Linked DNA regions of Homo sapiens: regions 1 and 2 are each linked to region 3. A link is an interaction called in ENCODE POLR2A ChIA-PET data of the cell type or tissue named here. Cell type or tissue: A673. All regions are shown on one strand. Each heading gives the region's core, and the rest is flanking DNA. Links, peaks and the distances in the headings are about the cores only.

Evidence for each region. ChIA-PET counts read pairs that join two places held together with the same protein. Peaks named below come from ENCODE experiments on the same cell type or tissue, not always from the same donor. Only the 100,000 strongest peaks of a DNase experiment are listed, where the experiment ranks them.
Region 1: POLR2A ChIA-PET joins it to region 3 with 7 read pairs; 1 of 35 experiments calls an interaction of 5 or more read pairs at or near these places.
Region 2: POLR2A ChIA-PET joins it to region 3 with 6 read pairs; 12 of 35 experiments call an interaction of 5 or more read pairs at or near these places.

Annotation. Positions count from the first base shown.
Region 1 is chr15:63,486,206-63,495,787 of GRCh38, reverse strand. No RefSeq gene overlaps it. Among named protein-coding and RNA genes, the nearest start is that of USP3, 14 kb to the left of the region's middle. RefSeq lists a silencer at 1,066-1,125 and enhancers at 5,429-5,558, 8,368-8,437, 8,468-8,517. In A673, for the core only: no CTCF peak of the experiment used is centred there; a DNase peak (open chromatin) is centred at 2,937.
Region 2 is chr15:64,495,943-64,506,946 of GRCh38, reverse strand. It overlaps ZNF609 (zinc finger protein 609), which reads right to left. Exons shown (of 10, transcript NM_015042.2): 2 at 6,781-7,654. The coding sequence starts at 7,527. Among named protein-coding and RNA genes, the nearest start is that of ZNF609, 41 kb to the right of the region's middle. In A673, for the core only: no CTCF peak of the experiment used is centred there; no DNase peak of the experiment used is centred there.
Region 3 is chr15:64,596,786-64,607,789 of GRCh38, reverse strand. The region is part of intron 2 of ZNF609 (zinc finger protein 609); the gene reads right to left. LOC101930091 (a long non-coding RNA gene) reads left to right here. Exons shown (of 5, transcript XR_007064678.1): 4 at 8,658-8,745. Among named protein-coding and RNA genes, the nearest start is that of OAZ2, 100 kb to the left of the region's middle. RefSeq lists enhancers at 3,657-4,156, 10,760-10,809 and a silencer at 8,234-8,434. In A673, for the core only: no CTCF peak of the experiment used is centred there; a DNase peak (open chromatin) is centred at 5,169; H3K27ac peaks cover 1,671 bases.

The sequences.
Region 1 (9,582 bases), core at 993-5,992, 1.1 Mb after region 3:
ACCATTGGTTATCACAAGGTAAGTAATATTTTTAAAAATTTAAAGCCTAATGTTATTCCCCAATCAGGGAAATTTGCAGGATAATGGGAGGGAGAAAGTGGGTCTTTAGAGTCAAACTAACTTGAGTTTTCACTCCAGCTAATCCTACTACTTCCTAGCTGTGTGTCTGAAAACAAGTTACTTAGCTTTTCAGAGCCTCATACTACTTAACTATGTTGGGGAGAATGAGCATCCGCTGCATTGTGATGTAGGTGAAAGTGATAACAGCAACACTTAGGAGATTCACTATGTGCCAGGCACTCTTCTGAATGCTTTCTGGCTGTGTGTGGACTCATCCTCAGGACAACACTGCAAGAGGGATATTATTCTTTTATTCCTCCCCATTTTACATATGAGGAAACTGAGCCATAGAGAGACTGAAGAACTTGCTTTAGTTCTTTAGTTCTTTAGGCAGGCTGTTTACCTCCCAAGCCCAGCTCTTCCTACCTCTACTCTGCTGCCTTGAACTGTTAGCATCCTCTTCCTTTCAATCAGGAATTCTTAGAAATGCAGACATTTTCAACATCCAAAGAAATGTCTTTCTCATAATGGGCTGTTGGATATGGTCACAGGCTAGTGAGGGCAGTGCTGGTTAGGGAATTAGCAAAGCAGGTGAGAGAGAGAGAAAGAGAAAGAACTCTATTGAAGTTAAGAATTTTGCAATCAGAGGATGTGATTTAATTGTAGCATAGCACAATCATAGCTCGCTGTAACCTTCAACTCCTGGGCTCAAGCAGTACTCCTGCCTCAACCTCCCGAGTAGCTGGGACTACAGATGTATGCTACTACACCTGCCCAGTTTTTTAAACAAAAATACTTTTTTTTGCTATTTTACCCAGGATGGTCACAAACTCCTGGACTCAAGTGATCCCCCTGCCCTGGCTTCCCAAAGTGCTGGGATTACAGGTGTGAGCCACTGCACCAGCCTATTTTTATTTTAAAATGTTTAATTATATATTAGAGGAGGATTCCATAAGGTCTTCAGGACTTAGGGCCTACAAAAACATTAAAAGGGTGGAGCAAACTTTTAGTCAGGGTTGCCTCCTCCATCCCCCTCAAATGGGTCCTGGGTTGAGTCACCTTCTGCTTATGTTGCTGACTCTGTGGTCACCCATAGTAGGTCTTTCTGTGATTAACATCCTGATACTAACTTGTCTGTGGTCATTTACCTATTCTACTTCGAAGATTGAATCAAAAAACAATCGCAGGGCCAGGCGCTGTGGCTTACGTCTGTAACCCCAGCATTTTGGGAGGTCAGGGCAGGAGGATTACTTGAGCCCAAGAATTTGAGATGAGCCTGGGCAACATAGTGAGTTCCTGTCTCTACAAAAAATTTTTAAAAATTAGCTGGGCGTGGTGATGCATGTATGTAGTCCCAGTTACTTGGGAGGCTGAAGCACGAGAATCTCTGGAGCCCAGGATTTTGAGGCACTCCAGCCTGGGCAACAGCAAGATGTCGTCTCAAAAAAAAAAAAAAAAAAAAAAAAATCCCAGTGACTTGAATGTTCCAGGCAGTTGGTTTCTCAAGTTCATTGAGTTTTTACTGCACTTGGAAAAAAAGGTTTTTTTCTGCATTTCTTTAAAAGAGTTTCAAAGTAAGTAATGAGCCTGAATGGGCAAGGGGTAAGGACACTTATTTTCCTTTGGCTGAATTGAAGGTTCTTCCTCCCCATGTCCCAGAATGGTTCATTTCCTTCCAATTTCCCCTGTGCGTGCTCACTACCCCTCCTACTCTAAGACCCTCAGTGTTTCCTTTAGGTCTTTCCTTGCGCCTCAGAATTAGGCCACTTGCCCTTCTGAGCCCCTCCACAGGCCTTGGAGGGGCCTTAGGCTCGGCCTATGCTCAGAGCACTCCCAACGCTGGGACCATCCCTCCTCTTCCTGCCCCCTGAAGTGTCCAGCCTGGCAGTGGACCTTGGCCAAAGAAGAGATGAACCATGTGAAGACCTCATCTCTGCCTCCCATCACCAGTTTTCTCTGCAAGCTCACATCATCTCTTCCTGCCTGTCATGCTTTATCTATAAGCAGCTTTCAGCAGCTCCTTACTGCCCCCAGAAGCAAGCCCAGACCTTTCCCTGGCATCTGGACTCTCCTGCATTTGATCCTGACTGACCTGCGAGGCTTGCCTCTCTCCATAGCCCAACCCAGGCCTGACTGTGGAGCAGATCCTGAATGCTGTCACCCTGGCTCCTGGCTCGAGCTGTTTCCTCTGCCTGTTTCTCTCCAGCCTGGGGAAGTTGACCCATCTACCAGGGCCTAGCACAAAGCCCATTTCTTGAAAACTTCTTCCCAGCACTTATCTCATTCATGTTCTCTCTCCTTTCCTTCCCTCCTTCCCTACCCTCTTCCTCCCTTCTTTCTCTCTGTCGCTCTCTCTCTGCTTCTCTCTCTCTCTGTTTCTCTCTCTCTGTCTCTCTCTGAGTGTGTATTGATCTCCCTCCTCAGCCACGTTCCTATGGGACTCCCCTTTTACCTCTGAGATAGCACTTATTTCAGGCTGCTTTGGAGTAGAGTTCTTCATGTTCATACCACCTCCCAGGTTAGAAATTGTGCTCCTGGAATTGAAGAGCTACCCATTCTTCATTCATGTGCATATTGATCATCTGCTGGCCACACCCAGGGTTTTGCACCTGGAATAGGTTCCTAATAAATGTTTGGCACTTGGTACAGTGGCTCGATGGACAGAGCGAGCCTTGGCTTTAGCAATGGATAGCACACCTCCTAATGTGTGACCTTGGACAAGTGACTTACCCGCTCCAAACCTCTTAGGTCCAAAACCTATAAAACGGGGGTTAAAATAGTGCCTACCCCATAGAGTGGTGAGGGATAAATGAGATAATGTGCAGAACATGTAATGTAACACTTACCACTCATAAACTAGGCATGAGTCACCAGCTTCATCCTACAAACACTTTCGGAGATTTACTTTTGCCCTGGATCCTCTGGAGTGGGTACTGGGGAGAAAGTTACTAGAATATTCATGTTGAAAGACAAAGATGACCTCGATGCAGTCTGGGCCTGGCTACAGAAAGGATGGTTAAGTCTGAATGGATTCTAAAGAAATCAAGGGCACAACGCTGGCAGCCCCAGGCCCTTATAAAAGGCGGGGCCTCTCTCTTCCCAACTAAAGAAATCAGACACTGCCTAGGAAACCAGCTCCTTTAATCTCCTTACACTAAAGATTAACACCTACCAGAGTCCCTCCCCAAAGCCATCTTCATACTTTTTAATGTGAGCCTGAATAACTGGAGGACAGGAAAGGCAATCTGGAGCATGGAGAAAGGGAATTTTCAAAGGAACTTGGCCATTGTGTCTCTGGCACTGAGGTTGAGGGGAACAGAGGCCAGGAGGGCAGGACTCTAGAAAGCCAGGGAGCCCCTCCTGTCATTGAGACACACATTGAATCCTTTTCCTTGGATTCCAGGAGCAGCAGTCCTGGACAGGGGCCATGGAGGGTGAGGTATAGTGGGGAGGGAAGGGTGGGTGGGAGCAGAGCAGTATCCTCCCTCTCTCTGGCCACTGTGGTTCTCAGCGTACATTCTTAAATGGGTGTTTTGATATATTTCAGCCTCTGAGAATGTTGGCAGACCACCAGCTTTTCTCAGGGCCAAGCTCCCTTGAATAAGTCGATGTACTTCTGCATACCATCCCCACTGGCCTGTCCACCGTCTAGGTTCCTGTGATGGGGTGGTGGTGTGGGATTGGGGGAGGGGTGGGGGGATTGATGCCGGGGACGGAGCAGTTGCTGTGGACGATTTGAGTCCTGTGTGGCAGCCTTTCCCTTGGAGACAAGATCCTGGGCTAGGCTCTTGGCACGTGAATGACTCTTGGAGACCATCTAGTCCAATCCACCCTTTTACAGATGAGGAAACTGAGACGTAAAGAGCCCAAGCCAAGATGAAAACCCAAATCTCACCCCAGTCCAGGGTTTTTGTCCTGTTTCTCTATGACAGTCCCGTAAAGAAATTTTGCTGTGATATGATGCAGGTGTCACAACAAGGCTGAAAAGGACAAATCTGGATTTGATTAGAAAGTGTGAGTCCTACTTGCTCAATCTCACATTGAAGCCACAACTTACTCCTTGCCTGAGAGTAGCTTCTCGTCCTGTGGTGTGGGGAGGGGTGGGCAGAGGGAGGACTGGTGCAAACAGTGTTTAGATTTCCTCTCTGATAGACTCCTGGGGTGGAGTTGGAAAGGTCCAAGGTGAGGTGTGAGAGTTTTGACTTGAAGGATCTGCTCTTTTGAGTGCTAGGCAGGTAGGCAGGCATTCTCTTCCTCCTTCCCTAAAAGATCTGTAGCCTCTTTAGGATCAAAGGACGCTGGTGTGCAATGAGAATGCCACTGAGAGGTGGCACCCAGCACCCATCCAGGAAAAGGAACAGACAGAGTGAAAAACTGATGATGGTAACTCACATGAGTTAAAAAAAAAAAAAAAGCAGAAGTAAGTAAAGCTGGCATGGGTATGACCAATGGAAAGGCTCAAATAATGGGGATGTAGAAAGGATTGATGAAACTCTCAGGGGAAATTCATTCACTCAGTCAAGAGCTCTTTAACGGAACACTTACTCTGTACCAGGTTCAGTTGTCGGCACTGGAGAAATCACACCAAGAAGGGTGCAGAGACCCATTGCAAGTGACTTGGGAAGAGGAAAACTCAGTCATGGGCAGACACCCAGTTAAATGGAAAGCAGAGTTAAAGGAGGACAGCGGGAAGAATGAGATCTTGAAAAATCCATCAGCAATTTCGGGACGATAACATGTGCACAGATGATATTTTTTAAAAACCTGGGAGAAAGGAGTCAGTGGGAGACACAATTTGAGAGCTACTGTGGCACTCTGGGGACCAAACTAAAGTGTTTGCACCACATGCTGGGGTAATTCAATCACTCAGCAAGCACTGTTTGAGCACCTGTGTTTCTCTGGCCACACTAGTCTCCCTGCTGTTCCTTGTCCTCACCAGGCATGCTTCCCTACTCTGCCTTTAATCTGCAGGGGGATTATCATAGCTCATTGTAACCTTGAACTCCTGGGCTCAAGCGATTCTCCCATTTCAGCCTCCCCAATAGATGGGACTACAGGCCTGCACCACCATGCCAGGCTATTTTTTTTTCTATTTTGGTATAGGTGGGGTCTCACTATGTTGCCCAGGAGGTCACTATCTCCTGGGCTCAAGCCATCCTCCCGCCTTGGCCTCCCAAAGTGCTAGTATTACAAATGTGAGCCACCACACCCATCCAGAGTTCCCCTTTTTTTTGAGGGCTTCCCCCTACTCAGTAGCACCATTGTCTTAGGTCATTTTCTGTTGCTGTAACATATACCACAGATTGGGTAATTTATAAAGAAATTTATTTCTTACAGTTCTGGAGGCTGTAAAGTCCACATCTGGTGAGGGCCTTTTTGCTGGTGGGAACTCTCTGAAGAGTCCCCAGGTGGTGCAGAGCACCACAAGGTGAGGGGACTGAGTGTGTTAGCTCAGTTCTCTCATCCTCATCTTATGAAGCTGCTAGTCCCATTCCTGTAGCAACCCATTAGTCCATCAACCCATGAATCCATGAATGGATTTATCCATTTATGAGGGCAGAGCTCTCATGACCCAATCACCTCTTAAAGGCCCCAACTCTGAATATTGCTACATTGGGGGTTGAACTTCAACATAAGTTTTGGAGGGGACAAATATCCAAGCCCTAGCAACCATTTAGCAAATGCGTAAACAAGCTGCAATTGTGGTGACAAGAGAAGGCACATCACCCTGGAAAGGACCCTGTCTCATTTTTCTTTGTTTTTATTTTTTATTTTTATTAAGATTATTTTTTAGAGATGTGGTCTCTCCATGTTGCCCAGGCTGGCCTTGAACTCCTAGCCTCAAGTGATCCTCCTGCCTTAGCCTCCCAAAGTGCTGGGATTACAGGTGTGAGCCACCAAGTCCAGTTTATCTCATTCATCATTGTACCCCAGTGCTAGGCACATAGTAAGCATTGAGGAAATGTTGAATGAATGAATATCATTTTTAAGCACTGAGGAAACCTATTTTTAAAATAGTAAATGTTATTATCACAACTTTGTAAAAAGTGCATTTTAAAATGTTTCTAAAATCCACTAATAAATACCAACAGTAAGCCGGACATGGTAGTGTGTCCGTAATCCCAACTACTCAGGAAGCTGAGGCGAGGAGGATCACTTCAGCTTAGGAGTTTAAGGCTGCAGTGAGCTGTGATTGTGCCACTGCACCCCAGCCTGGCCAACAGAGCAAGACCCCGTCTTTAAAAAAAGTTGTAAAAAGAAATACCAACAGCAGTTGAATGGTGGAGTTCTGGGAAATCTTTCGTTATTTCCTTTTCTTTTCTCTTCCTTCCTTCCTTCCTTCCTTTCTCTTTCTTTCTTTCCTTTTTTTTTTTTTTTGACAGTGTCTTGCTGTCGCCCAGGCTGGAGTGCAGTAGTGCAATCTTGGCTCGCTGCAACCTCTGCCTCCTGGGCTCAAGCACACCTCAACCTCCCTAGTAGCTGGGATTCCAGGCGCATGCCACCACGCCCATCTAATTTTTCTATTTTTAGTAGAGATGGGATTTTGCCATGTTGGCCAGGCTGGTCTTGAACTCCTGACCTCAAGTGATCCACCTGCCTCGGCCTCCCAAAGTGCTGGGATTACAGGCATGAGCCACTGTACCTGGCCTTTTTCTTTCTTTTCTGTATTTTTCCCATTTTGTGTACTATAGCAACATTTTTAATAATGAATAAAGTATATTTTAGTCCCATCCACACCTTCCTTCCTCCCAAAAAAGGAATTGTGAGAATTACAATTTACAACCTAATATTTTAAAAGTCTTGTGCCATGTAAAGTGTAAATGACGAAGACTGAGAAACCATGACCTGAACTTTATAATGCAATGAAATAAAGTTTACCACACTCTGACGTGTCTGACAATATGCATGAGGATTGTGTAGCTGGGCATGACCAACAATTCTCATAAAACACTGTGATTGGTATTACTTGAAACAGCCAAACTGGCCTCTGTCAGATGCTTGGGGAAGGGAGGCGGGAACTGGATGGGGTGTGTGTGGCTCTGTTGGCCTCAGAAGACCCCTGGATCCATAACCCAGGTATGCCACTTTGCTGGCAGAGAAGGCCAGGACCTGGGAGCTCCGAGGACCTCCGGCTGACAGATTTGCAGCCTCCAAGTGGGGCTGGTGCTGCACAGGCTTCACAAAGGAGCTTTTTACCACAACAGGAACGGCACGAACACCCCAAACTCTGCTTTCCTTCCCTTCCCAGCCTTCTAGATATGGAGAGTTCATAAGGATACTGCCTGAAATGTCATCAATAAAAATGTGTTGGGCAGCAGAACGATTGCCTTTGAGAGGGCTAGAGGAGAGAATATTCATTCACACAACAAATGTTTATTGAGAATCTACTATATGCCAAGCATAAGGGAGGTCCTGTGCATACATGGTGTCATTTCCTTGCATCAGCCTGATGAAGATGCTATTAGACCCCACTATACAGATAATGAAACAGGCTGGGAAATGTTAAGTTAGTGACACTGAGTCACACATTTAAGTAAGTGGTGGTAGTGGGGAGGGAGGTGGAAAGGGAGGGAGGAGGGACTCAAACACAGCCCCATCAGAGGTGGAGAGCCTCTCTTCCCACATTGCGCATTGCACAACAGCAGAGGTTTCCAGACTTCATGCTTACAGCCTTTGTGACCATCAGCAGCTACTCTGGGTCTCGGTCTCCTTGTTTATAAAAATAAAGTGCTTGAATGGCTCACACCTGCAATCCCAGCACTTTGGGAGGCCAAGGCAGTCGGATCACTTGAGGTCAGGAGTTTGAGACCAGCCTGGCCAACATGGCAAACCCCACCTCTACTAAAAATAGAAAAATTAGCCAGGCGCGGTGGCGGGCACCTGTAATCCCAGCTACTTGGGAGGCCGAGGCAGGAAAATCGCTTGAACCTGGGAGGCAGAGGTGGCAGTGAGCCGAGATCGCACCACTGCACTCCAGCCTGGGCGACAGATCGAGACTCCATCTCAAAAAAAATAATAATAAAATAATAAAATAAAGTGCTTGAGAAAATACGTTTCCCAAGTGTCCCAGCGCTGGGTTCTTTGTCACAGTGTTTCCTCTTCTTGCCTTTTTCCCCACTGTGATCCCTTTTCGGTGATCCTCTTCTTGCCTTTGTAAAAGCTCTGCGGGACCAATTCTCTCGGGCCTTCCGCGCAGAGCTCTCCCAGGGACTCCGGTCTCTCCCCAGCTCGCCCCCTAGGGGACACAGGTGGTGCTGCGTGAGTCCGGGCTCCCAGTGAGAGTCCATGCAATTGTCAGACCAAGTCAACATAATCACCGGTTTGAATTCAACTTCAATTGCTGCTTTACCTTTTAAAAAAACATGGATCTAGAAAATATTCAGCTCTTCCCACATTCACCAGGGCAATGCTGCTGAAACATTTAATGACGGGGAGTATTTGTAGCCCGAAGACCTACTGTTTCTGTGAGTCATATTTAAAAATGGGATTACATGTTTACTTCCTACACCTCAGTTTCTTTTAGGTCCTGTGAGACTACTGATTGATCCAATGCTGATTTTGCAGGGATGCCAAACTGTGATTATAAAACAATATATTTGTCTCTACTTGGTTATTTTTATTAAAATAATCAATTTTTATTAGGTAATATATACATGTGGCACAATATCCAAAAATCACTAAGAGGTTTTCAGTAATTATCATATGACCCAGCAGTTGCACTCCTGGGGATATACCCAAAAGAACTGAAAAACAGGTGTTCAAACAAAAACTTGTATACAAATGTTCACAGCAGCACTTTGCATGATACCCAAAAGGCAGAAACAAACCAAATGTCATCAACTGACAAATAAACAAAATGTGGTTTCTCTATACAATGGAATATTATTCAGCCATAAAAGGGAAAGAAGTACTGATACGTTCTACAATATGGATGGACCTTGAAAGCATTATGCTAACTGAAAAAAGTCAGACATAAAAGGCCACATATTATATCATTTCATTTGTATGAAATATCTTGAATAGGCAAATCCGAAGAGACAGAAAGCACATGAGTAGTTGCTGGGCCAGAGGTAGGAAGGAATAGGAAGTACTAATGAGCATTGAGTCTCCTTTTGGGTGATGAAATGTTCTGAAACTGGATGCTGGTGGTGGTTGCATGACATTATGAATGTACTGTATCATACACCTTAAAATAGTTAAAATAATACATTTTATGTTATGTGTATTTTACCACAGTAAAACAAATAGTACTCTATCTTTCCAGAAATGATGATGATTATTATTATTTTGAGATGGAGTTTTGCTCTTGTTGCCCAGGCTGGAGTGCAATGGCGTGATCTCAGCTCACCACAACCTCTGCCTCCCGGGTTCAAGCGATTCTCCTGCCTCAGCCTCCGGAGTAGCTGGGATTACAGGCGTGCACCACCATGCCCGGCTAATTTTGTATTTTTAGTAGAGACGGGGTTTCTCCATGTTGGTCAGGCTGGTCTCAAACTCCCGACCTCAGGTGATCCACCCGCC
Region 2 (11,004 bases), core at 3,461-8,460, 100 kb after region 3:
AAAAAGTCTTAGCTAACATGTATATCTATTCATACTGGGATTCCTGTAAAGTGGAATGTTGTTGTATTTCAGTACATTATTGCCTAGGAGAGACTAAGACCAATTTCCACTCAAACTGTATTTTTCTTTTTTCTAATATTTATTGAATGCTTCCTACGTGCCAGGCACTAAGTGTTTTATATGAATTAGCTAACTTAATCTAAAGACAAACTTTTTTTTTTTTCTTGAGACAGAGTTTTGCTCTTGTTGCCCAGGCTGGAGTGCAACAGCACAATCTCAGCTCACTGCAACCTCTGCCTCCCGGGTTCAAGTGATTCTCCTGCCTCAGCATCCTGAGTAGCTGGGACTACAGGCATGCACCACCACGCCCGACTAATTTTGTATTTTTAGTAGAGACAGGGTTTCTCCATGTTGGTCAGGCTGGTCTCGAACTCCCGACCTCAGGTGATCCACCCGCCTTGGCCTCCCAAAGTGCTGGGATTATAGGCGTGAGCCACCGCGCCCGGCCTAAAGACAAACTTAAAGGCTGGGTGTGACGGCTCATGCCTGTAATCCCAGCACTTTGGGAGGCCAAGGCGGGTGGATCACTTGAGCCCAGGAGCTCGACACCAGCCTGGCCAACACAACGAAACCCTGTCTCTACTAAAAATACAAAAATTAGCCAGGCATGGTGGTGCATGCCTGTAATCCCAGCTACTCTGGAGGTTAAGGCAGAGGTTGCAATGAGCAGAGACTGCACCACTGCACTCCAGCCTGGGCGGCAGAGTGAGACTCCCTCTCATAAATAAATAAATAAATACAAACTTATGTAGGTGCTATTTCTCTCATTTTGCAGATAAGAAAACTGAGGAAGAACAATTAAGAAACTTGGTCAAGATCACTCAGTAAATAAGTGCAAAGGTAGGAAACAAAGCCAGGTAGTCTGGCTCCAGAGTTCACACTTTTTAAAAAATTTATTATTATTATTTTTTTGAGACGGAGTCTCACTCTGTTGCCCAGGCTGGAGTGCACTAGTGCGATCACAGCTCACTACTGCAGCCTCAACCTCCCAGGCTCAAGCCAGGAGGCCTGGCTAGAGTTTACGCTTTTAGCCACTAAATTATACATAAGAGTTGATGTGAAATTCAAGTTTAGAAGGCTGGTGTTTTAAATGAGAAGTGGCCCCGAATACTTACCTTGAAAGGAAAATTCTCAAACTTTGATGTATATAGCAATTATCTGGAGAGACTTCTGGAAGTACAGATTTCTGGGCCCTTACCCCAAAAACTTATTCGGCATATCTAGGGTAGGGTCCAAGAATGTGCATTTTTGATACTCTGGTGATGTACATGGTTTTATGGGACACACTTTTAGGAACTCTGCTGTAGACGGTAAACTGTAAGCTCCTCAAAAAGCAGAGACCATCTCTGTTTTATTTACCAGTGTATACCCAATACCAAGTAGAAAACCTAGTATCTAAAATGCATTCAATTAATGTACTGACTGAATGAAAAGTGATAACAATTAGCCAACAGTATATCTTCTCTACAAAATACTTAGTAATATCCACAATACATTTGAAGGTCTGCCTATTAGTGATGTGTCCAAGGAAGAAGCACTAGAACAGGGTTTTTTTTCTTACCTGCAATTGCCAAGTAAAGAAAGAACTATTCCTCAATTATTATAATGAAAATTTGGCTGGATGAAATATTCCAGAACACACACACATATATCATAAGTAGTCAAGCTCAAAGTAGCAGTTTTAAAGTAACTTTCCTTCTTTATAAATAACAGGATAGGTTCAGTGCCAGCTGTAATGGTTATTCTTTGCAAACATCATTCATTACCTTACCTAAAATCCTAAACTCAAAGATCCTTTGTTTATTGAGTGTCTACAATGTTAAAGTCACTGTGAAAAACAAGTGAAAGCAGTTTTGGGGTAAAAGCAATTTTGGAGTATGTAAGCATTTTCATCTAATGTTTCAAGGTAGTCTTTACATTGAAAAAATGGCTGGGTGTGGTGGCACACACTTGTAGTCCCAGCTACTTGCGAGGCCAAGGCAGAAGTGCATAAGTGAGACCAAGGCAGAAGTGCATAAGTGAGGCCAAGGCAGAAGTGCATAAGCCCAGGAGTTCAAGATCAGCATTGGCAACATAGCGAGACCCTGCCTTAAAAATAAGCAAATAGGCTGGGTGTGGTGGCTCATGCCTGTAATCTCAGCACTCTGGGAGGCCGAAGCAGGTGGATCACTTGAAGTCAGGAATTTGAGACCAGCCTGGCCAACATGGTGAACCCCTATCCCTACTAAAATTAAAAAAAAAAAAAAAAAACTAGCCAGGCATGGTGGTATGCACTTGTAATCCCAGCTACTCGGGGAGCTAAGGCAGGAGAATCGCTTGAATCAGAGGCAGAGGCTGCAATGAGCCGAGATCGTGCCACTGCACTCCAGCCTGGGTGACAGAGTGAGTCTCCATCTCGAAAATAATAATACTAAGAAAATAACAAATAAAGTGGGAAAATTGAGAATCCTTCCTGACAGTTAAAGATTTGTTAAGAATCCCAGAGTAACAACATGCCATAAGAATTTGGTGTCTACAAATCTGGCTTTGCCAGTGACTACCTGTGAGATGCTGGGCAAGTCACAGGACTTCACTGGTCTTAGTTTCTTCTATAAAATGAGGAAATTGGACAAGATAATCTTTCTCTGGAACTGCCTTGAATTACAACACCTAGAAGGAAAACAGAGTTTCTGAATGAAAAAATAAATTAAGCTTGTAGTTACAGAATGCAACTCTGTCCCACATAAATATCAACTTCTTTTTAATGTTTTCCATGAAGGAAAATCTTGAGGGCATTTGGTTTCAGGAAGCAAAGCTGACTGCTCTGCCATCAATAGCTGAGAAATAACAGCTAGTGGAAGAAGGCGTTAAGAAAGCCTTGGATCAGAAGGAATAAAAGAGACCTGACCTTGGTTAGGCAATGAGGGACTACAATACAAGAGAACTAAGCTAGAAGGCACAAATTAGGGCAGGAATACAAAACCAATGGCAAAGGAAGATGCTCTTAAGAACACAGGATATGATAGCATGCATGATCAGAAGTTGAAAGAGCAAAGAGCACACTTTATGGTTTTCTTTGTATCCTAAACTAATGGGGGAAGTGGTAAATATATGCAGCATTCTGAAAGCAGCAGAAGCTGACATTCAAACACGGGAAAAGCAAAGTGCAGTGTTCCTACCTTGCAAGATCAAAAGCAGCAGCTAAAGACATGTGAGGGGGAGCTTCTGGTTAGAAACTTCTAGATCCTTTCTTTAACTACTAGAGCCTACTTGGCTATTTTATATGATTTGGGGGAAAAGAAGGAGTCTCACCTTAAACTCCTGGTCGTAAGCCCTGACAAAGTCAGCACAGATAGATCGTTGCCATCTGTGGTTTGTAAATTCCTTTTTTCTTGCCTGTCAGAGTGGCGACATAAGCACTAAGCTCAGGACACTCAGACAGGCGCCTGCCCTCCTCCCTACCTCCCCTTCCATCCCTAACTTAACAATCCATCAATCAAACTAAAGGCAAGGGAACAGGCAAGAGCTGGAAGGCTCTGTCTTGTTTATTCCTCAACATTCCCTCCCCCATCTCTTCAGCTGGCAGGAAGTATGAGGCAGAAGTGTTCAATAACAATTCAGAGCAGCAGCAGTTGCTAAGAGCCATCTCTGGTCTCTCCTAGAACTCTGGGAAACAGCACAGAGCTCACTCTGTCAGAGGAAGGTATGGTCGAGCAAAAGTGGGATCCCATGAAGGGAAATCCACATCCTTGTCTGACAGAAAATTTCCCAGGCCATAGCCTGAGATATCTACCTTCACAAAGAAGAACATGAGATAGATAATTTCTCTCTTTCTTTTTTTTTTTTTTTGAGACAAGGTCTGGCTCTATTGCCTAGGCTGGAGTCCAGTGGTGCCGTCTCAGCTCAATGCAACCTCCACCTCGCAGGCTCAAGCTATCCTTCCACCTCAGCCTCCCCAGTAGCTGGGATTACGGGTGCACACCACCAATGCCCGGCTAATTTTTGTAGAGACAGGGTTTCACCATGTTGCCTAGGCTGGTCTCAAACTCCTGAGCTTAAGCAATCTGCCCACCTAGGCCTCCCAAAGTGCTGGGATTACAGGCATGAATCACCAGGCCCAGCCAGTAATTTCAATATTCAAATCTTCCTCATTGGCTAGTAGTCAACACTGCTACTCTGCACCACAGAATTCAGTCAAGAAACTTCCCAAATTTTATGAGTTCTTCCTCTTCATGACAGTTCCCAGTTGAGAGGATGCAATTCTTAGATTATATCAAAACATCTGTTTTGCTATTTTGGTTCTGTTTGTTATCCCTACATAGAAACGTCCCAAACCACAGGCAAGCCCATTTCTCAGAGAGAAAATTTTAAAGAAGTTTTCAAAGACTTTGCTTATAAATTATAGTACTAATCATCAAATACTCACTGAGCACCTATTATGCCCCAAACCGGAGATTGTTGTTTCTCAAAAACCGCTCCTCTGCATGGTTCCTAACTTCCTTTCCTTTAACTTGCCTCTTCTGCTCCTCCCAGTCCAGAAATGTTCTCTCCCTGCACAGCATGTTTTAATCTCCTAGCAACTTCCAAACATTTATTTAAATAATTATTTATTTCAATAGCCAAAGGTAATATGGAAAGGCACCCTCAGGACCAGACTGTCCAAAAGGGTTGAGGGAACAGGGGAAGGAATTGAGAAAGCAGGTTCTTGCTTATGGTTACATGAAACTGTATAGCAAATTTTCTGCTTCTAAAAGTAATTGCCAGCAATTTTCTCTATCTTTCAAAAACTGAAGCACAGTCTCTTTCCCTTTTCTTTCTCATTCTGCTGCCCCATTCTCAGAGTCTCCCTGGGAGGCAAAGCTTATATGGCAAAGCAACATTATTAAGGGACAAAACTCCCTGGCACCAGGATGTATTCTTAGCTGAACATACTGCATCTTTCAGCCCAATTATAATCTGAAGGGCAGCCACCCAATCAGTCCCTGCACCTCTATGTGAGAAAATGGGTTCCATTTGCTTCTCTGTTAGAGACAATCATGGACATTTACACTTAAATCCAACATAAAGCTAAGCAATATTAATCCTTTCATCCACAGACTATCACTGGGCTTAGAAGGTTGCAACATAAGTACTCTAAAATTTAGATAGGAGAATGAAGGTCATCCTCAGAAGTACTTTTTAGCACAGGAAGAATAATGATTATGAATATGGATATATGGCAAGAGTTTCTTGAAGCCAGATGTAGGGAACAGTCTAATGGGCCTGGAACAGAAGCAACAACTGCTAGTACTCCTAAGCCTCTTTAAAACAGTATTATCCATCTGTACCCGAGAGAAAATAGCAAATCACAGCCAGCACAGGATGAGCCAAGCTAGTAACCAGCTGGAACCTGACTCTGCTGAAGTGGACTATAGCATCTGCCACCTAAACACAGGCAGCCTCTCTGGCAGCTGCCACTGGTAAAAGGGAATGAGCCACTGTATTATTAGTGGAAGAAACTCACAGACCTGCTACTGGAGAAGCCCAGATGTTGCTAAGAGCTACAGATGTGCCAGAGGCAAAGACCAAAATACCGACAGCAAAGAAAGCATGAGCTACCACTGGAATACAGGCACTAAGAGGGCACCACCACCCAAACATACACATCCAGCCTTTATTTATTAACACTTACATATGGAAATAGGTATTCCCTGCTGCAGCTGATCTAATTACAGAGAAATCAATTTATACTGCATCTGCTGGGATCAGCTGAAAGCACAGGATGAGCAGAGCACAGAGCAGAAAATCAAGAGCCAATGAACAGCTCACCACAAGGCCACTGTTTTGCAGGAATAAGCTGCTGAAGTTTAATGCTGCCTGAGCTGACCCTAGACTCACACCCATTCTCCTCCAGCCCTGCAAGTTCCATTTCCTAAAGCATGAACTAAGATCATCTTCCCAGAGGAGGGACTCAGTTCTAACCCCTCCTGGGGCTGCAGGCACCTGTCCTTCCAAGTCAAGCAGAAGGCAAGGTATCATTACACTGTTGGCAGCTATTAAACCACGAGGAGACTTTGATTCCTAATAGTTGTGGGAGATACCTGGCATGAAGCTACACCTTTAATGGCCAATCTCTTCCTAGGCCAAACTGTCATAACCACAACAATAACTCATAAGATCTAAGTACCTCAAAGTACAATGAGTACCTCTTGCCCTCAAAATGTGCCCCTTCGCTCTTTGGTAGCCGGCAATAGAACACTTCGTAGATATGCCATGAAATTTAGCCCTTTGTTCTACCAGAGACCCAACAGCACCATTTATCCCATCAAGAACCGTACTCAATCTACATTATCACCAAAGGCGTATTGTTTATCAACTATTATGAGTCTGATGATGAAATGCCAGTCAAGCTGGGAAACAAATAAAGGTCTGATGCCAATCTCTACCAACAAGTGTCTGAGGTGGGCAAAGACAAGGTGGGAAGGTCTCAACTCAGACTACAGAAAGTTCATTCTACAAAGTAGCTGCCCCCAACAACAAATATCCTGTTCCACAATGTCCAGGCCTGCTGTAAATGAGTCTGTAGGGGAATCCTCTAATTTGGAAGAAAACCACATTATCATTACCAGCTGCTCTGACCTTGTAATTGGTCATTACCCACACACTAATGAGCCTCCCACAGAGTACACATAGTATTTGGCAGTTAGTCCAGGGCAGTTCTGACTGGCAGTCAGTGGGCAGCCATATCTGGCCACCTCTTACCTTTTCAGACTTGACTTTCTTTAGCAGGCGACACTCATTCTCCCCTTCCTCTGGCTCCGGTTTAGTTCCCAAAGGATTGAGCGCTGCCCCAGGCTCAATAGCTATACTCCCAAGTGGCTCCACAGCTCCTGTATCCACCCCTGCACTTCCATCATACTGACCACCCCGTCCTCCCAAGGGAACTGGCTGGAGGACCCCAGGATCCTTTTCTGAACAAGTCCCCACTCCTTCGCTTCTCTCCTTCTTGCTCTTAGATGAGCTGTTCTCCTTCTCCTTTTTGGAACCGGCTACACTGCGGGATGCCTTAGCCGCCTTCTCTGAGCCCTTGGGAGCAATAGCAGCAACCAGGCCTCCAGCATTGGCACCATCTCCTGAGCGCCCCTGCACCTCTTTCTTGCTAGCTGCCCCCTCACTTGGAGTGAACAGGGAAGTCCCTGGAGTGGGTTTGCTAGTGTCTTTGCCACTCTTACTCCTTTTGGATTTTGATTTGCCTTCCTTCCCTTGAGGACCTGGCACTGGGGTCACAAACTTGATGTTGTCTGGTAGTGTGGCCACAGCATTGGGAGCCGGTATCCCCACCTCCTTTGAGCCTGACATTTCCAGTTTCTGCTGGTCCTTTTCCAGATCGGCGTCCAGGTCAATGATGAGATTCCCTACTCCAATGTCCCATTCATCCCCACTGTCGTATGTCTCAACCGGGTTTGCATCCACTCCTTTCCCTCCGGAGGCTCCACTGCTCAAGGACATCTTAGAGTCAACGTCCCACCTCAAGATTCAAGGCTCTTCCTTGCCCCCAGCTTTCCTATTTTCAGCTTCAGCTATGTTCTCAGACCTGCCACATTGGTCAGTACATGCCCAGTGGACAACATCATTGCTGGAAAAAGAAAATTTAAAAAGCTGTTAAAAGAAACAATACAGGCAAGAGACGCCTGAAATAAACTCCCACACAAAAACAGACCCTTCCTATGGGGCTATCATATCACAACAGACATGACAAACAGGTTCAATTGTATTTCTAACCAAGTTACATTGGACCTAAGGAAAAATCAATTCCCACTCCATCTCCCTAGGGGAAAGTACAGTATTTCCAATTGCCCAGAGATTCCATGGTAAGTCTTAACTAGGAGTCCTCTAGAGTTAATTTCCCACTCCTAAGAGACCTATTTCTACTACCACTGTCAGCTGGCAACCCTTCCTCAATCAATACAGGTCCTGGCATATCACAGATGCAAGCTCTAGCACAACTTTACTTATACCCCCATTTCTCCTTGCTTTTTCTTACATTATCAGAGACGCAGAACATGATCTAGCAAAAGCTTTAAAAACTCTCTAACAGGGTCTATCTCTAGTACAAATAGTATAGATTCCTCCTACTATTGGGAAGGAAAAGTCTTATGGTTAAGAATGAAAGAGAAAAACAAGCAGAACTGGGGAAAATGCAACTTCAGGACAGGGGGCTAAGACTTGAACTAGAGGAGACAATCTCAGAGGGGACTCAACCAATCAGCTTAAGTTCAGAGAAGCTGAAACAGCCTTCTAAAACTCCAGGTTTCAAATTATTATCTCAATAGCAGGATTCAAAGTGGCCTTTCCCACTTCCCACTAAAATAGGACGACACACAAATAAAGAAAAATGTTTACTCTATGAAAAACTGGACACTACTAAAAATCCTAACACCAGGATGTAGAATAACTCTTCACTTTCTCATGTAATACTGATGGCACTGTATTGACAAACACCAGGCCTCACACCATAGGAAACAGAGATTGGCTACAAAAGGGGGTGGTGGTGATGGGGTATTAAAAGTGCAATTTATGGCCAGGTGCAGTGGCTCACATATGTAATCCCAGCACTTTGGGAGGCAGAGGCAGGCTAATCACCTGAGGTCAGGAGTTCAAGATCAGCCTGGCCAATGTGGTGAAACCCCGTCTCTACTAAAAATACAAAAATTAGCCAGATGTGGTGTCAGGCACCTGTAATCCCAGCTACTCGGGAGGCTGAGGCAGAAGAATCATTTGAACCTGGGAGGCAGAGGTTGTAGTGAGCTGAAATCACACCACTGCACTCCAGCCTGGGTGACAGAGTAAGACTCTGTCTCCACTATCTCCTGACTAACAAGACTTGAGGAGTGTGCCATCTAGAAAACCTGGCAGTCAACATATACCATCCAGTATTATTTTATGATAAAGCCAAAGAGTTCTGTTCTTGCTTATTCCTCTGTCCACCACCTTTCTCTATCCATTAAAAAAAAAATTTTTTTTTTTTGAGTCAGAGCCTTGTTCTGTTGCCCAGGCTCAAGTGCAGTGGCGTGATCTCGGCTCACTGCAACCTCTGCCTCCCGGGTTCAAGCAATTCTCCCACCTCAGCCTCCCAAGAGGTTGGGATTACAGGCGTGCACCACAATGACTGACTAACTTGTATTCTTAGTAGAGACGGGGTTTCACCATGTTGGCCAGGCTGGTCTCAACCTCCTGGACCTCATGTGAGCTGCCTGCCTCGACCTCCCAAAGTGTTGGGATTACAGGTATGAGCCACCGTGTCCAGCCAAAAAGTAATTTTTATAAGGTAATTGAGTAGAAAGAACAAGCCAGTAGTGTCACAGTGAATTCTGCAAAGTGGATCTCTAACTTTGTAGAGATCTGTAAATGCCACAGATAGGACACAGACAAGACAAATTGTACTTTTTTACCTATTCCCTCAGAGCAATGTCAAAGAACTAGGGTGTAGGGGCAAGAAAAGATGTCACAGTAGAAGAGCAAAGGAGGGGAGCCAGGTGAATGCCTGCTAGCAACAGGAATTTAAGGGGGAGAGGTGTGCACATTTATCTGCCATTTAGCTGTAGATGTGGGAAGAAAATATATCCATTACCCAAGTGGAGATCTTAGTGTTAACAGCAACCAACCACTATTTATTAGTAAATGCCAAGTCTACATAGATCCTACTTTATAAGAGATGAGCAAAAAGTGGGGGTGGATGATATGATGTACAAACTATGAAAAAAGTTACTCACAAGGTAAAGGAAACATAATCTCTTATGAAATGATAACTCTAGGCCAGGCATGGTGGCTCATGCCTGTAATCCCACCACTTTGGGAGGCCAAGGCGGGAGAATCACTTGAGCCCAGGAGTTTGAGACCAGTCTGGGCAACATGGCAAAACCCTGTCTCTATAAAAAATACAAAAATTAGCCGGGTATGATGGTAATGCTTGTAGCCCCCGCTACTCAGGGAGCTGAAAGGTGGGAGGATGGCTTGAGCCTGGGAGGTCGAGACTGCAGTGACCTGAGATTGTGCCACTTCACTCCAGCCTGGGTGACAGAGCGAGACGCTGTCTCAAAAAAAAAAAAGAAAGAAAAAAAGAAATGAAACTCTGAAAATGATCTAGGATTCTGAAGAAATTAGTAACCTGTTTGGAATTCTCAACACTACACAAGAAGACTTGGCCTCCATGAAATAGCATAGTAGATACCTATTCATTTGTTAGAAAATCTTTTATTTATTGCCTTCAACGTGCCAGGCACTAAACTAGGTGCTGAAAATACAGCAGCAAGTAAGACAGTGAGTAAGGCAATGGAACATGGTACTGAAAATAATTTTTCTATTATGAGGGGCAGAGGGCATCTCTAGGAAAGGAGATGCCAACTGAATTTCCATGATAGAGAATTCTTAAAGCACAGTTCTTCCCCAAATCATAATTTTTTAGTTCTCTAATCTTTGCAATTGTGGCTAGGCTTAGAGTGTAACCTACATTAATCTAAGGGTTACTCACTATCCTCAGTATGTAATTTAACCATTAAAACAACCCCACCTTGTTTTATCCCTAGAAAAACAATAAAACTTTCCTTAGTTTCAAAAGACCTTCCTCTAGAAAATAGAATGGTAACGGAAGAGAGACTCTGGAGGAGTAAGGAAAGCGTATGAAACAGAAAAATGTTAGTGCTCACTGAGAGCTTCTGACAGTTCTCAGTCTACTGTACTGCCTGCCCTGCTGCAGGATGCATGATAAACAAAGTATGCCAGTAAGGAAGAGAGCATTAAAAAGATAACAGAGGCCAGGCACAGGCTCATGCCTGTAATCCCAGCACTTTGGGAGGCAGAGGCAGGAGGATCACTTGAGGTCAGGAGTTCAAGACCAGCCTGGCCAACATGGTGAAACCTCATCTCTACTAATAATACAAAAATTAGCTGGGTGTGGTGGCATGTGCCTGTAATCCCACTTACTTG
Region 3 (11,004 bases), core at 2,228-7,227:
ATGACGCCTGTAATCCCAGCACTTTGGGGGGCCAAGGAGGGTGGATCACCTAAGTTCAGGAGTTCAAGACCAGCCTGGCCAACATGGTGAGACCCCGTCAGTACTAAAAATACAAAAATTAGCCAGGTGTGGTGGCAGATGCCTGTAATTCCAGCTACTCGGGAGGCTGAAGCAACAGAATCACTTGAACCTGGGAGGCGGAGGTTGCAGTGAGCCAAGATCGCGCCACTGCACCCCAGCCTGGGCAACACAGTGAGATTCTGTCTCCAAAAAAAAAAAAAAAAAAAGTATGCCTTAAGTTAGTTAAAATAACATTAAAAAACCTGTTAAATATTAACATATTATTTTCAATGTCTGGTTTAATAGAAGACAGCTGGATTCTCCATTCAATCTGTTGGTGAAATGTTTTGGTTCAAGTATACAAAGAAAATCAGCCTTACATAGAATATATATGGTACAGATATATGTATATGTGTGTGTTGTTTTACAGATAATGTATATAATGTTTGTATTTAATAGCCTTTTCAGATAACTGTGGATATTATTCCTTGATATGACACCAATAAATTCAGTAAATGATAGTTCTATTATTTATTTATTTTTTTTACTTTATTTATTTATTTTTTACTTTATTTATTTATTTTTTTTATGGAGTGTCACTCTTATTGCCCAGGCTGAAGTGCAGTGGCGCGATCTCAGCTTACTGCAACCTCCGCCTCCCGAGTTCAAGCGATTCTCCTGCCTCAGCCTCCCGAGTAGCTGGGATTACAGGCATGTGCCACCACGCCTGGCTAATTTTGTATTTCTAATAGAGACGGGGTTTCTCCATGTTGATCAGGCTGGTCTCAAACTCCCAACCTCAGGGTGATCCGCCAGCCTCGGCCTCCCAAAGTGCTGGGATTACAGGCATGAGCCACCACGCCCAGCCCATGCCTGGCTAATTTTTGTATTTGGAGACAGGGTTTCACCATGTTGGCCAGACTGATCTCGAACTCCTGACCTCAGGTGATCCTCCTGCCTCGGCCTCCCAAAGTGCTGGTATTACTGATGTAACCGTTTTAAACTATAAATGCTGATCTTGGCAGAAGTGGTAGCTCATGCCTATAATCCCAGCTCTTTGGTAGGCCAAGGTTGGAGGACTGCTTGAACTCAGGAATTTGAGGCTAGCCTGGGGAACACAGTGAGATCCTGTTTCTATAAAAAGTTTTTCTGTTTTTTTTTTTTTTTTTTTGAGATGGAGTCTTGCTCTGTTGCCCAGGCTGGAGTGCAGTGGCATGGTCTCGGCTCACTGCAACCTCTGCCTCCCGGTTCAAGCGATTCTTGTGCCTCAGCCTCCCAAGTAGCTGGGATTACAGGCGCCTGCTACTATGCCCAACTAAATTTTTGTATTTTTAGTAGAGACGGGGTTTCACCATGTTGGCCAAAATGATCTTGAACTCCTGCGCTTGCCTCAGCCTCCCAAAGTGCTGAGATTACAGGCATGAGCCACCGCGCCCGGCCTACAGAAAGTTTTAACATTAGCCAGGCATGGTGGCGGGTCCTTGCAGACCCGTAAGGCTGAGGCAGGAGGACTGCTTGAGCCCAGGAGGTTGAGGCTGCAGTGAGCCATGACTGTGCCACTGCACTCCAGCCTGGGTGACAGAGTGAGACTCTATCCCCAAAATAAATATATAAATAAATACATTTAAAATGCTAATCCTGCTAAAAGACAGACTGGTTGAAATCTCAGCTCTAAGGCCAGGCGCGGTGGCTCACACCTGTAATCCCAGCACTTTGGGAGGCCGAGGCGGGTGGATCACGAGGTCAGGAGATCGAGACCATCCTGGCTAATACAGTGAAACCCCGTCTCTACTAAAAATACAAAAAAAAAAAAAAAAAAAAAAAAAAGATTAGCCGGGCGTGGTGGCAGGCGCCTGTAATCCCAGCTATCCAGGAGACTGAGGCAGGAGAATCGCTTGAACCTGGGAGTCGGAGGTTGCAGTGAGCCGAGATCGCGCCACTGCACTCAAGCCTGGGCGACAGAGCGAGACTCCGTCTCAAAAAAAAAAAAAAAAGAAAGAAAAAGAAAAAAAAATCTCAGCTCTATTATTTAACAGCTGGTTAACCACTAATAACATTATGCAATCTTTCTGAGCCTCAGTTTCCTCTTCTGCAAAATAAAACCATCAAAGTTACCTATATTTCATAAGGTCATTGTAATGATTAACTGAATGTAAAGTGTTCAGTGTACAGTGCCTAGCTATATACAGTAAAAGTTCAAAAAATATTAGACAATAATAATGGTAATGGTAGTATCTTGTTAACTTAACTCCACCTTTCTAGTGTCTTGCAACATTGTTAATCTCTATTCAGATTTCCAGGCTTGAGATAACCACCTGTAGTGGTTCATGGAGATACAGTTATGGCTTTTTATCATGCTTTCCCTCCCTTCTTCTAGCAGGGGAATCTCTATTACCTTTGGGAAATACATTCCTTCACCTCACTGCAGTATAGGAGTGGGCAGATCTACCAAAACTACATGAAACAGGTTATATACAGGTTATACTGTTTCTTTCTTCCTTTGGTACCTTAAGCTAGAAGGACTAATAAAATCTGAAGCTGCGAGAGGCCATTTTGCCAGACTCACAAAGAAAACTTCCCTAAGAATAAAGCCAAATTAGGCCGGGCACGGTGGCTTATGCCTGTAATCCCAGCACTTTGGTAGGCTGAGGTGGGCGGATCACGAGGTCAGGAGATCAAGACCATCCTGGCTAACACAGTGAAACCCTGTCTCTACTGAAAATACAAAAAATTAGCCGGGCGTGGTGGCGGGCACCTGGAATCCCAGCTACTCAGGAGGCTGAGGCAGGAGAATGGCGTGAAGGTGGGAGGTGGAGTTTGCAGTGAGCCAAGATCATGCCACTGCACTCCAGCCTGGGCGATAGAGCGAGACTCCATCTCAAAAAATAAATAAATAAATAAATGAATAAATAACTAAATAAATTAAATTAAATAAAGCCAAATTAGGGGAAAGCAGAATGGAGGTAAGCAAAGACAGAATCCTGATGGGATTATTTGAAACCCTGCCTAAACTAATAAACTCCATTCCTGGGAATCTATAAATTCTTTGTTTGCTTAAACTAGCTTGAGCCAGATTTCTATCATAACTGAAAAAGTCCTGACCACTACATTACCCACAAATTTATATGCATACATTTTATTTAGTCACTGATGTTATAATACAAATGCTGAACAAGAATGGACCAAAGGCAAGAGTCCTGTGGTATACCACCTCTATCCTAGCTGACAAACATCTAGTCATCTATAATCTTTAAATATAGCTCTTCAGTCAGCTATAAAATCACCCAACTGTATCACTATCCAGTCCACATTTCATCAACATGTCATCAAGAATATCATAAAAGGCTTTTTCAAATACCTTGAAGAAATCAAGGCACTCCAATCTACCCACCTAACAACTCTATTGGGGGAAAAAGGGGAGAGAGAGGAAGTAGTTTAGCAAGCCTTGCTTTAGAACTTAATTTGGTTCCTAGTAAGCATTCTTTTTCTGGATTCCTTTCAGCGACATTAAATACTTACTATGGTGTAACCATTATACTATACTAAGTTAGAAATATAATATGATCCCTGTCCCAAGGTTGGGTGAGGTAAACAAATGTGAACAAGTAATTAAAGTAATGTCATAAAGAATGCAAAAGAGGTAAGTATAAAAGGAGCAGAATCATTTGTGTCTACCTGGGGGAGAGGCAGGTGACATTTCAGCCTAATCTTTTTTTTTTTTTTTTTTTTTTTGAGACGGAGTCTCACTCTGTCTCCCAGGCTGGACTGTAGTGGTGTGATCTCGGCTTACTGCAACCTTTACCTCCCGGGTTCAAGCAATTCTCTGTCTCAGCCTCCCGAGTAGCTGGGATTACAGGTGCCCGCCAGCATGCCTGGCTATTTTTTTTTATTTTTAGTAAAGATGGGTTTCACCATCTTGGCCAGGCTGGTCTCAAACTCCCGACCTCATGATCCACCTGCCTCGGCCTCCCAAAGTGCTGGGATTACAGGCGTGAGCCACCACGCTCCGCCTCAGCTAAATCTTAAGGGATAAATTCAACAGAGGAACAAGAAAAGAGTTGATTATTTTAGTCAGGTGCAATAGAGGCCACAATAGTTTGGCATAAAGGGGTTGGAGGGAGTGGTGGGAGATTACTTGTCATGATAAAGAAAGGCACTGTGGGCCAGGTGCAGTGGCTCACGCCTGTAATCCCAGTACTTTGGGAGGCCGAAGCAGGCAGATCACCTGAGGTCAGGAGTTTGAGACTAGCCTGGGCGACATGGAGAAACCCAATCTCTACTAAAAATATAAAAATTAGCCAGGTGTGGTGGGAGCCTGTAATCCCAGCTACTTCTGGGGGCTGAGGCAGAAGAATTGCTTGAACCTGGGAGGTGGAGGTTGCAGTGAGCCAAGATCATGCCACTGCACTCCAGCCTGGGTGACAAGAGCAAGACTCTATCTCAAAAAAAAAAAAAAAAATAGGACTCAGTGACTGACTCAAGTCAAGGAGGTAAGAAAAATCTGGGCTGACTTCAAGATTTCTGACGCCATTATCTCAGGAGATGCAAGAACACAACAGTAGCAACAGCAACAATGGCAAATTATTGGTGGAATAAAAGCGAGAAAGCAAGTTCAACTTTAGGTATGAGTTTTAAATAGGCAACTGGATGCAAAGGATGGGAACTCAGAAGAAAAGTCAGGGCAGTGCCGGGCACGGCAGCTCACGCCTGTAATCCCAGCACTTTGGGAGACCAAGGTGGGCAGATCACAAGGTCAGGAGATCGAGACCATCCTGGCTAACACAGTGAAACCCCGTCTCTACTAAAAATACAAAAAAAAAAAAAAAAAAAAAAAAAAAAATTAGCCCAGAGTGGTGGCAGGCACCTGTAGTCCCAGCTACTCGGGAGGCTGAGTCAGGAGAATGGCGTGAACCCAGGAGGCAGAGCTTGCAGTGAGCCGAGATCACGCCACTGCACTCCAGCCTGGGTGACAGAGCAAGACTCCGTCTCAAAAAAAAAAAAAAAAAAAAAAAAGAAAGAAAAAAGAAAAGTCAGGGCAGTAGTTAATAGAAGTCATGAGTCATGAGCTTGCTGGGTAAGACAGCCTGAAGAGACTGGAGAGAAAAAAGAAGGCAATCTGAGAGAACCCAAGGAACATCAACATTTAAATGAGTAAATCCAGGAAGAAAAGACCACAAAGAAGTCTGAAAATAATAATCATCATAACGATAAAAGCAAACTTTAATTTATTGCTTCCTGTGTGTGTCCCAGCACTTTTCAAAGCATTTTATGTGCATTTCACTTATTCCTTAAAACTACCCTCTGGGGTAATTACTACTAGTAACCTGCTTTTAAAGATGAATTATCAAGGCTAGAGGGGCTAGATAACTAACCTAGCCAAGGTTACTACTAAGTGATGACACTGGGATTCAGGCTCAGACAATTTGGTGCCAGAACCCATACAGTACTAAAGAATTAAGAACCAAAACTGAACACTGTCATAAGAAGTCAAGGGGAAATGAAGTTTAAAGAAGAAAATGGGCTAGTGTTAAATAAACTTAGCAAGAAGTTCTAGTTGCAGAAAAAAGTAGGGCCCAAAAGCTAAACTGTACTGGGTAAAGGAAAGCATGATGAGATGAAGGGAAGATAATTAGAATTTATTGTATGCCTACTGTGTGCCAGGAGTTCTACATGTTATCTTATTAAATCTCATAACACTCCTTTGAAGTAAATGATAGCTTTTTTGATAGAAAATAAACAGAGCTGCAGGAAGGTTAACTGACTTGCCTGCAATTACCTAGTTATTAAGTGACAGGGTCAGGATTTGAACCAATGTATGTCTGACTTTGAAGCTTATTCTCTTTTCCACTATACTATGCTACTGCAAAGAAGCTTAGAAGGCCAAGGAAGGAGAGAACAAGTAGTTCACAAGTGATTTGTTTATATCCTGTTCTAGGATTTTGCTGAAGATCACTGTTAAGCACCACGTATGGTCTGCAATTTTGAAAATTTGAACGTTTGCCTATCTGTAGTCTTCTGGTATGCTCCCATTTAGCAGAATACTCTAGACAATAGGATCACTGTGTGAAAATTCTTCTCAAATATGATTAATTTGGACTTAAATGTTTGAGCTCAATAAAACTCAAGGTGCTATGTCAGACAGAAAAGAGGGTACTTATTATTTAGTAGTCCTCTGCTTAAGCACATTCATCTTTTGTAAAAAGGACAATGAAAGGTTGTTCAATAATTTTATTTATTTTTAGATCTTGATTTGCACATTAATTTTGGTAAATCCTTAGGTATGAGTCTTAGTTCTACCCTCATTAGCTCTATTACCTTCCTCAAGTGATTTAAACTTTCCACATGAGTGTGTCATCATCTGTAAGATGGGGATTTAACTATCTTACCTGGCTGTTAGGAATAGAAGAGATGAGACCCGTAGACCACTTAGCATACTGTCCACTTCAGTTCATGCTCAGTAAATGCAATAACAATTTATTTGTCTCCTTCCTCAGCCTCATCGTCCATCACTGCTCTCCTCCCACTTTATGCTCTAGGTTTCATGGGAAGAAAGGGCTTTATTGTAAAATAAAATTATTTTACATAAAAAATTAATGGCAATGTTCAACTAGAGTGGTGGCATCAGGAACAAGAGGGCCAAATCACAGGACTTGGCAACCTGTTGGGTAAGGAAGAGGCATAACACAGAGGACTCAGAGATTTGCAGTGTGGGGAACAAATGGGAGAAGGTGATGGCTGAACTGCATAAGTTGCATCATAAAATGGCTCTGATTTTTCAGTACAAATATACTCTGAAGCAGAACTGAAATCATAAAGCAGTCAAGCCTTGATAAACTAAATTTCGCTCTACAACAACTCCCTAGAGCAAACCTCTTCTAAAACAGACCAACAAAACCCAAAATACCAAATAACAAAGACTATATAAATTTAGAATTTTGTAGAACATACTTAACATATAGAGCTTATAAAAATTAAGAGAGGCCATTAATTTTTCTTTTTTTTCTTTCTTTCCCTTCCTTTCTTCCTTCCTCCCTCCCTCCCTCCCTCTTCTCCCGCCCCCACCCCCGCCATCCCTGCTTTCTTTCTTTCTTTCAGAGATGGGATCTTGCTCTGTTACCCAAGCTGGGGTACAGTGGCACAATCTTGGCTCACTGCAAACTCTGCCTCCCGGGTTTAAGTGATTCTTGTGCCTCAGCCTTCGAGGAGCTGGGACTACAGGCGTGCTGCCACCACACCTGGCTAATTTTTCTGTTTTTTTTTTTCTTTTTTTTTTTTTTTTTGAGACACAGCCTCGCACTGTCGCCCAGGCTGGAGTGCAGTGGCGCATTCTCTGCTCACTGCAACCTCCGACTCCAGGGTTCATGCCATTCTCCTGCCTCAGCCTCCTGAGTAGCTGGGACTACAGGTGCCCGCCACCATGCTCAGCTAATTTTTTGTATTTTTAGTAGAGACAGGGTTTCACCGTGTTAGCCAGGATGGTCTCGATCTCCTGACCTCGTGATCCGCCAGCCTTGGCCTCCCAAAGTGCTGGGATTATAGGCGTGAGCCACCTCACCTGGCTAATTTTTCTATTTTTTAGAGATGGGGTTTCGCTGTGTTGGCCAGGCTCGTCTTGAACTCCTGGACTTATCTGCCCACCTTGGCCTCCCAAACTGTTGGGACCACAGGCATGAGCCACCGTGCCTGGCCACGAAGTTTCATTTTAGATTAGATTAATTGGCAAACAAATAATCATAACAGAAGTGAACAAAGGACTGCAAGTATCCTGCCCAGGGAATAACTGCCAGAGGGAATAGGGATGACTCAATGCTGGAGTGGACCTAAAGAATAAGTAGTAGTTTCCCAAGAAAAGAAGAAAGCATATTCCAGGCAGAAGGAACAGCCTCTTCAAAGGCACACAGGCATGAACAAACACAATGTATTTAAAGAACAACAAGCTGCTTGGTTTGGTTAAAGAGTACAGGGAGAGTTAAATTGGGACTTAACCTTGCAGGTATTAAGAAGCCACTGAGGAATGAAAGAAAGGGTATGATGTTATTGTATCTGTATATCCAAAGGTAAAATTAATAGAAGGAGGGGAGTAAACTAGAGAGATTGAAAAGGAGGGCTCCTAGGAATAAAAACATAAGTAAGAATGATCAGAAGTAGGGGGATAAAGGGAAGAACCCAAGAGACATTCAGGACCTTTAAGCAATTTGACTTTGCAAGGCATCAGACATGTAGGTAATCAGTAAAGGAATTAGGTATGATTAGAATTTCTGATTAAGATGGCTGAGAGATGATTTACTGCACAAATATTTACTGAGCAACTGATACATGCCAGGCACCAGTCTAGGCACTGAGAATACAGCTATGAACAAACAGACAAACATCTCAGTCTTTGGAGCTTAAATCTGAGTGAATGACAGTCCATCACTGAAAGAAAAAGAAAAAAAACAGGTTTGGTTTTGGTTTGGAGGGAGGGTGCAGAGATTAATGCAATTAGGTGTTTTTAAAATTTTTTACTTTTTTGTTTGATATCTTCTCAAAAACCAAAAAAAAAAAAAAAAAAAAAAAAAAAACCACCACAAAATAACTTTTTTTTTTACTTTGCTCAGTTGCCAGCACTACAGGAAAGAGAAGCCTGGAAGTACATTATGGGAAAAGAAGTAGATAGGTCTTCAGTGTAAAATCTGAAGGGGTCATGTGAGTATTTTTAAGGATTCAATAATATACATAAACACAAATAAAAACACAGTATATTTCCCATCTATTTGGCAAAGATGAGAGAGTTGAACATATCCCAGTTGGTAAGAGTATGTAAAAACAATAGGGACTTTTATGCAGTATTGGTTGGTGCCTTCTCTAGAGGGCAGTTTGGCAATATGTATCAAAATATAAAATGCACATGTTCTTTTGTCCCAAAATTCAATTTCTAGGATTTGTATCAAGAAGATAACAGGATATATATATATATATATATATATATATATATATATATATATATACACACACAAAGATGTATGATGGACAGTTTTCTTCAATGTTGTTTTTAATAGCCAAACCAAAAAATAACCACAAAACCAGAAACAATCTATAGGTCCATCATAGCATAGATCCCTATCTACATCAATGACATATCTACAACATATTTTTTAGTGAATTAAAGGAAAAAGTATGATGGAGCATGTACTATATTGGCCCATTAATGTTAAATTTAACTCTACTTTTTGTTTGAGAAGTGTTAGAAAATTAAAAAATTAAAGATAAATAAAAATAAACTGATCTATACATAAGTATATACAACTCATAAAATGCGTAGATCAGCAGATAGAGGCTGGATGTGGTGTCTCATGCCTGTAGTCCCAGCACTTTTGGAGGTTGAAGCAGGTGGATCACTTGAGGCCAGGAGTCTGAGACCAGCATGGACAACATGGTGAAAACCTGTCTCTATCAAAAATACAAAAAATTAGCCAGGCGTGGTGGTGCATACCTGTAATCCCAGGTATTTGGGTGGCTGAGGCACAAGAATCGCTTGAACCCAGGAGGCAGAGTTTGCAGTGAGCTGAGACCGTGCCACTGCACTCCAGCCTGGGTGACAGAGCGAGACTATCTCAAAACAAAACAAAGCAGATAGAATTAGAGGTTTAGATCTGGAAGGATGTTCTAGCCATCATGTCTATAGTAATATTCTAGATGATTTTTACTTTCTCTTATGTTTTTTGGCATTTAATTTTTCATTACATTGATAATTTATTTTTCTAGTTTAAAATGCTCTTTTTATTTTGAAAGAAAAGGAAGGAATATTTATATACATAGTGAAGGCTTACTATAAGGGTAGGGTAGGTAAGGGAAGAGATTGAGAATAGTGTGACATATAAGTAGATGGGGGAGGCAGAAGGGTAAGGACATTAAGTCAGAAGATCCACTGCACAGGTCACTGGGTGGTCCTGTGAGCTGGGGATGGGGCAGTATCTCTGTGACCTTCCTAGAGCAGATAGATATTCATAACCTAAAGATAGCCTGTATTCATTTGATTCTGGTTGTCTAGAACCAAGCAGCATCTTCCACATTTATGCAAATATGCAAGATCTTTGTTGAGAAATAAACAACAATATCAAACCCCTCTCTGTGGCAACCAGAATCCTATCTGGAACAGGGCCAGAAAAAGCCATGTTTTCAGCACTTCAGAGAAAACTGCCGCTGCTGCTTATCAAATTAAAATGCAAAGCAGATCACTCCAGTGTCATTGGGAACTGTCAGAAAGGGATTATGGTTCCCACCCCAAGGATGCAGGTCAGCTAAACAATACCCATCTTCCTGTGCTGAGAAGGAGGGAGAAGGAGGAGAAAGATTAGGTCTGTTTCCAAATAGCAGTCCCTCCTGCTTGTTACCGTGGTAACCTCCTTTCCCTGAGCTGCTCTCATTTGTCTCTCTCTGCCTGACCTTCATGTTGCTTTGACAGTAACTGAGGAGGAAAAGTGCCCGTCTGCCAGCTAAGCACTCAAGCTGAGGGCACTGAGCAAGAAAAAGAGGCACTCAAAGTCCCTCTCATTCTAGACTCTAAACTGTGACCTTAGAGTGATTAGAGTCCTGAAAGAGGTTTCTGGTGGCCCTTGTCATTCCATCCTTCCTCCCCTGTGCTCAGGGCCATCTCATTTCTTGGATATACCCTTTAAGTGTCAGGAATCTGGTCAGAGTCAAGTGGGTAGGTGAGAAGTCACAGAGAAGAGAAAAAACAAGGCACAACAAGCTGAAGAACAGAGATAATAAAATATTAATTCAAAACTGCCTAAGACAACTATCAGCATAGCAGTTAAGTACAGCTTTTAGTTTCCCTTTCTCTTCAGGATTTGTGCCGTATTTTCAGTCAGTAGAGGTGTAAGGGCAATTAAGGTACTTGGGGCAGGGTTGGTGAAAGGGTACAAATAGTGCTTTTTAATGTTTTTCAAGCCTAGGATAACA